Regions from separate parts of the Homo sapiens genome. Here region 2 is linked to region 1. A link is a contact called in ENCODE Hi-C data. All regions are on one chromosome and are shown on one strand. The core of a region is the stretch at or near the end of the contact, and the rest is flanking DNA. Distances in the headings are between cores, read along the strand shown. Region 1 has its middle 40 kb from the start of FOXK1. Region 2 holds the start of WIPI2 (WD repeat domain, phosphoinositide interacting 2).

What was found. A loop is a pair of places that touch in the nucleus more often than their neighbours do. Pooled maps may share reads with other maps.
Region 2: a loop to region 1 is called in a map of CD8-positive, alpha-beta T cell, with 5 times the contacts of the local background. The contact joins the promoter of WIPI2 here to the enhancer-like site in region 1. A Hi-C loop is called at or near these places in 1 of 168 maps with a recorded cell type or tissue (CD8-positive, alpha-beta T cell) and 10 of 50 pooled maps.

The regions. Positions count from the first base shown.
Region 1 is chr7:4,640,446-4,643,541 of GRCh38, forward strand. No RefSeq gene overlaps it. Among named protein-coding and RNA genes, the nearest start is that of FOXK1, 40 kb to the right of the region's middle. RefSeq lists silencers at 1,175-1,374, 1,475-1,864. Within about 2 kb of position 1,411, at least 36 of the 41 ENCODE cell types and tissues checked have a DNase peak (open chromatin) inside an H3K27ac peak, as active enhancers do; they include CD8-positive, alpha-beta T cell, where a contact is called at or near this core.
Region 2 is chr7:5,188,768-5,191,726 of GRCh38, forward strand. It overlaps WIPI2 (WD repeat domain, phosphoinositide interacting 2), which reads left to right and starts at 1,466. Exons shown (of 13, transcript NM_015610.4): 1 at 1,466-1,726. The coding sequence starts at 1,653. RefSeq lists silencers at 1,251-1,900, 1,911-1,960.

The DNA.
Region 1 (3,096 bases), core at 161-2,660:
AAAGTTGTGATAAAATATACAAAACATTAGGGTAGTGGGGGGGACTAGGAAAAGGGGATGGTTGCTGGGTACAAAAATATAGTTAGATACATAAGTAAGATCTAGAATTTTCTAGCACAGCAGGGTGACCACAGTCAGCACTAATTTGCTGTACATTTTAGAATAACCAAGAGAGTGCAATTGGAATGTTCATCACACAGAAATGATGAATGCTGGGGGTGATGGAAACCCCATTTACCCTAATGTAATTATAATACAAAGATCTCATGTGTCCCATAAATCTATACACCTACTATGTACCCATAAAAATTAACAATTAAAAATTTTTAAATTAAAAATATAGGTCAGGCAAGGTGGCTCACATCTGTAATCCCAAAACTTTGGGAGGCTAAGGTGAGAAGATCGCTTAAGCCCAGGTGTTCAAGACCAGCCTGGGCAACATAGCAAGACCTAATCTCTGCCAAAAATAGAAAAAAACATAGCCAGGCACGGTGGCTTACGCCTATAATCCCAGCACTTTGGGAGGCCGAGGCAGGCAGATCACCTGAGGTCAGAAGTTCGAGATTAGCCTGGCCAACATGGTGAAACCCCGTCTCTACTAAAAATACAAAAAAATTAGCTGGGCGTGTTAGTGCACGCCTGTAATCCTAGCTCCTCAGGAGGCTGAGGCAGGAGAATCGCTTGAACCCGTGAGGCAGAGGCTGCAGTCAGCCGAGATCGTACCACTGCACTCCAGCCTGGGCAACAAAGCAAGACTGCGTCTCAAAAAAGAAAAAAAAAATTAGCTGGGTGTGGTGATGCCTGCCTGTGGTCTCAGCTATTTGGGAGGCTGAGGTAGGAGGAACGCCTGAGTCCGGGAGGTGGAGACTGCAGTGAGCTGTAATGCCACCATTGCACTCCAGCCTGGGCAACAGAACAAGACCCTGTCTGAAAAATAAAAGTAAAAATTTTAAATTAGAGATATATAGATATACACAACATAAACTGCACTCCACCCATTTTAAGGCTAAATCGTACTGCATGGTATGCTCCTCCCTAGGACTGATGTGTCTCGAGGGGGCCTCTTAGCTGCTGGGTGCAGCTGCCCAAGGGGGCACTGCGGGGCCCGATGCCGCCCTCCATCCAGGTCACCACTGCACCTCCACGACCACCCACAGAGGCCCCACTTTGCAGGCGAGAGCCCGGGCTCAGAGGCCAGTGGCCGGCCTGCGCAAGGACACGCAGCAGGTGAACCCTCCGCAAGGCGAGGAGCAGGGCTGGGAAGGGCGAGGGCGCCTCTCCGCGCCCCTCCCCTGCCCGGCCACAGAGCCCGGCCCCGCCCCGGGCCCTGCTCGCGGCCCGCCCTGCGCCGCCACTGCGCAAGCGCAGGAGGAGCAGCGTGGCGCAACCTTAAGGCGCATGCGCGGCCGGCGCAGACTTGCGGAAGGCTCCGTTCCCCTCGCGTGAATCCGCCGATCCGGGCTTTGGGGCCCGCCGGGAGCTCTGTTTATAAACACACGGCGCGGCTGCCGGCGAGGGGTAACCCTAAGGGGAGTGGGGTCGGAGGTCAGAGGTCAGCGGGCGCGGGGTCGCCGGCTGTGAGACCGGCCCCGCCACCCTCGGGGACTGCTGGCTGCGCAGCGTGGCCAGCCGGACCGCCCTACTGCGCACCGGGGCTGCCGGGGCGCCACGTGGTGCGCACGTGGTCCGGCCCCGGCGCGGCAGCTCCCCTCCCCCACCACGCGAGCCTGGCCGCAGCGCCCGCTGGCGGCGCGGCGTTGCACATTGCGCGTGCGCACAACTCGCCGCGAGGCGCCTTCCGGTGGCGCGGCGGGGTCGGTTGCCTCCTCGCGACGGCTGCGCCGGGATGTTCCGGGGCGGTGGGGTCGCCTGCCCAATGTCGGGTGCGCGAGTGACGGGTGGAAGCTGGATTTGTGCGCGTTCTTCAATGCTCCAAAGGGAGGAGGGAGCCTCCGAGAGTCCACGTGGGGCCGGTGGGATTCGCAGGGTCCGTTTTCTAAACATTGGGTGTCCTCGAACCTGGGGGCGCGGGCTGTGTCCGCCCCCAGCAGGGATGACCATGCCTGGGTCAGTGGCTGCATAAATAAATAAACGAATGGGGAGGAAATTGATAAAATATTAAAAGAGTGTTGTTTCAGAGTTTTTACTATGTCACCTCTTACAGATTTATGAGAGTTTGTTGTTTTTTGGAGAAGAGGGGTCTCCCTATGTTACCCAGGCTGGTCTCAAACTCCTGGGCTCAATCCATCCGTCCGCCTCAGCCTCCTGAAGTGCTAGGATTACAGGCGTGAGCCATGGTGCCCGGCCTGTTGATGAGATTCTACGTGAAATATATTGGGCGTTACCTAAGCACTCAGTCAGTGGTAGTTCTTATAGTTGTTGCTTAAAAACAGAAAGAAATGTCATACCGTGTTCTAAAAGGATTTGAGAAAGGTTTGCAAAGACTAAAAAGCAAGTGGCAGGGAAAAATAACATACGCAAACTTCCTCCTGACTTTTTCTGCCATTTTATAGCAAAGGCTCAGAATTGCATTGCCATTGTCGGTTGTTTCGGTAAAATTAGTGTTCCTCAAGTTATCTACTCCAGGGACATTTTTTTTTTCTTGAGACAGGGTCTTACTCTGTTGCCCAGGCTCGAGTGCAGTGGCACAGCCATGACTCACTGCAGCCTCAGCCTCCGGGGTCAAGTGATTCTCCTGCTTCAGTCTCCCGAGTAGCCGGGATTACAGGCGCGAGCCTCCATGCCCAGCTAATTTTTGTATTAATGTACTTTATAGGAGACAGGGTTTTGCCATGTTACCCAGGCTGGTTTCGAACTCCTGGCTTCAAGTAATCCTCCCACCTTAGCCTCCCAAAGTGCTGAGATTACAGGCATGAGTCACCACACCCAGCTCAGCAATATCCTTTATTATTTTATTTTTTATTTTTGTAGAAACGAGTCTCACTGTATTGCGCAGGCTGGTTTCAAACGCCTGGCCTCAAGCAATCCTCCCACCTCAGCCTCCCAAAGTGCTCGGATTACAGGTCTGAGCCACCGCTGCCAGCGCATCTTAAATACAGTCATGCATCGCTTGGGAAAGGGGATACCTTCTGAGAA
Region 2 (2,959 bases), core at 216-2,715, 550 kb after region 1:
TCCAGGCTGGAGTGCAGAGGTGCAATCTCGGCTCACTGCAACCTCCACCTGTGGGGCTCAAGCAATTCTCCCACCTCAGCCTCCCTAGTAGCTGAGATTACAGGTGCCCACCACCATACCCAGCTAACTTTTGTACTTTTAGTAGAGACGGGGTTTCACCATGTTAGCCAGGCTGGTCTGGAACTCCCGACCTCAGGTGATCCACCCGCCTCAGCCTCCCAAAGTGCTGGGATTACAGGTAAGAGCCACCACACCTGGCCTTCTATTTATATTTAAATATCTCCCCATTATAACTTCTCTGAGGGAAAGGAGGAGGCCTATTTAGTTCACATGAGAGGTGCGTCCTAAATACTGTTGAATGAATGAATAAATTTAAGGGACGATTCTGTCCCAGGAACCCAGACAGTATGGACCTTGGAGAAACAGGACGTTTCCAGTCTCAGATCTAGCACTTGGCTAATAATTATTTCTGAGCCTCGATTTTCAAATCTGTAAAATTAAGATATACTATTCTCTACTTAGGATTGTAATGGGCATCAAATAAGATAATGTGGCTGGGCACAGTGGCTCACATCTGTAATCCCAGTACTTTGGGAGGCCGAGGTGGGAGCATCACTTGAGGCCAGGAGTGCGAGACCAGCCTAGGCAACAGAGTAAGACCCCCCCCGCCCCCACCCCATCTCTACAAAAAACTTAAAAGTTAGCAGGGTGTGGTGGCATGCATTTGTGGTCCCAGCTACTTGGGAGGCTAAGGTGGGAGGATCGCTTGAGCCTGAGTTTGAGGCTGCAGTGAGCTGTGATTGAGCCTCTGCACTCCAGCCTAGGCAACAGAGCGAGACCTTGTCTTTCAAAATAATAAAATGATAAGGTAATGCGCAGAAGCATTCAGCACAGTGATTGGCACATGGAGGGCCCATTGGGGTGTTTTTGTTTTTGTTTTTGTTGTTGTTTGAGACAGAGTCTCGCTCTATGGCCCAGGCTGGATGGATTGCAGTGGCATGATCTCGGCTCACTGCAATCTCCGCCTCCTGGGTTCAAGCGATTATCTTGCCTCAGCCTCCCGAGTAGCTGGGATTACAGGCGTACACCACCAAGCCCGGCTAATTTTTCTTGTATTTTTAGTAGAGACGGGGTTTCACCATGTTGGCCAGGCTGGTCTCGAACTTCTGATCTTAGGTGATCCGCCCGCCTTGGCCTCCCAAAATGCTGGGATTACAGGCCACCGTGCCTGGCCATTGAGTGTTATTAAGAGGAGGGTACGCAGAAAACAGACTCCCGCCAGCTCTGCCCCATGCGCATGAGCGGCCGCCGCTCGCCCTCAGCCAGGCCCAGCGCGCCCCGACGCGTCCCCACGCCTGCGTGATCCACCGGAACCCAAGCCCAGGCAGGCGGTGAGAGGGCGGGGCCTCCGCAGTGCGACTGCGCCGCTCGAGGCCGTGCGTCGCGGGGGCGGGGCCGCGCAGGCGTACCGGGTGCCCCGGCTCTGGAGCATAAACAAGAGCGGGGACGGGATGAGGCGGCGGTTGATCCCAGGGTGGCGAGTGGCGGCGACCGAGGCGGCGAGCGGGGCCCGGCGCCGACCCTGAGTGCAGCCTGACCCGCCCTCGCGCGCGCGCCCTCCCCGGCCGGGCCCACTCGCCGCGCGCCCAGCCATGAACCTGGCGAGCCAGAGCGGGGAGGCCGGCGCCGGCCAGCTGCTCTTCGCCAACTTCAACCAGGACAACACGTAAGGCCGGGGTCGGGGGTCGGAGTCGGGGTGAGGCCAGGGTCGGACCCGGGCTAGGGGGAGGGCCTCGCTGCCAAGCTCGGCGGCGTCGCAGGCTCGGCCTCCCCGCGGGCCAAGGCGCGCAGAGGCGTCCCCAGGGGCGGGCCCGGGGCGTGCAGGGAGGGGCGCCCTCCAGGGAGACCCTCGGGTGCTGGCCTGGAGCTGCGGTCCCGGAGCGGGAGAGGTGGTGGAGAGGGGGCTGCTTTCACCCTCTTGCGGGGAGGCCCCCTGGCTTCAGACTTAACTACTTCTCGCAAAGTTGGGGCCGAACTTTGGGGCTTGACTTGTCTTGGCCGCCTGTGGAGCGCTGGGTGTGGGTCGCTTCCTCTCCTCTCGTCTCCTCTTCCCGCTGCTTGCTCAGCGTCTCCCACTCACTCTCCTTTGAATCAGGCCCTTCTCCTTGTCTTTTCATCGTCTTAAGACCCTTCTCTCTCTCTTGATTTTCTTTTCTTCGTTTCTCACTGTTTTTTTGTTTGTTTTTGTTTTTTGGGGTTTGTTTTGTTTTGAGACAGAGTCTTGCTCTGTTGCCCAGGCTGGAGTGCAGTGGTGCCATCTCAGCTCACTGCAACCTCCGCCTCCTGGGTTCAAGCGATTCTCCTGCCTCAGCCTCCCGAGTAGCTGAGACTACAGGCACGCGCCACTGTGCCCAGCTAACTTTTTTGTATTTGTAGTAGAGACAGGGTTTCACCATGTTGGTCAGGCTGGTCTCAAATTCCTGACCTCAAGTGATCCGCCCACCTCAGCCTCCCAAAGTGCTGGGATTACAGGTGTGAGCCACCGTGCGCGGCCCTCCCTGTTCTTTTTGGGACATCAACTTTGATGTCTTCTCCAGCAAGTAACAAACTTAGCAATAACCTTGGCATCTGACCTAGCTAGGGAGAAACTGAGCCAAGAGAGGCGTTACGGACCAGTGCCCCAGGAGTCTCAGAGCTCCAGCGGGTGGGTCATCCTCAGGGCAAGAGAAGGCCTTAATGCCAGCCCGTGCATTCGGAACGCTGTTTGTCCCCACTGATACGGGTTGGATGCTGCCTGGGAGGAGGACTTGTGGGGATGGTTAATAGATGAGCGAGCTTTCTGGAGAGAGAAGGGTGAGTTATGGGGTTGGCAGGGAGGAGAGCCATCTTGGAAGTGAGTAAGAGGAAGTGAGGAAAGAGAAGGAGTGGGGCATTTGGCATCTTACTAAGTCATTGGTTG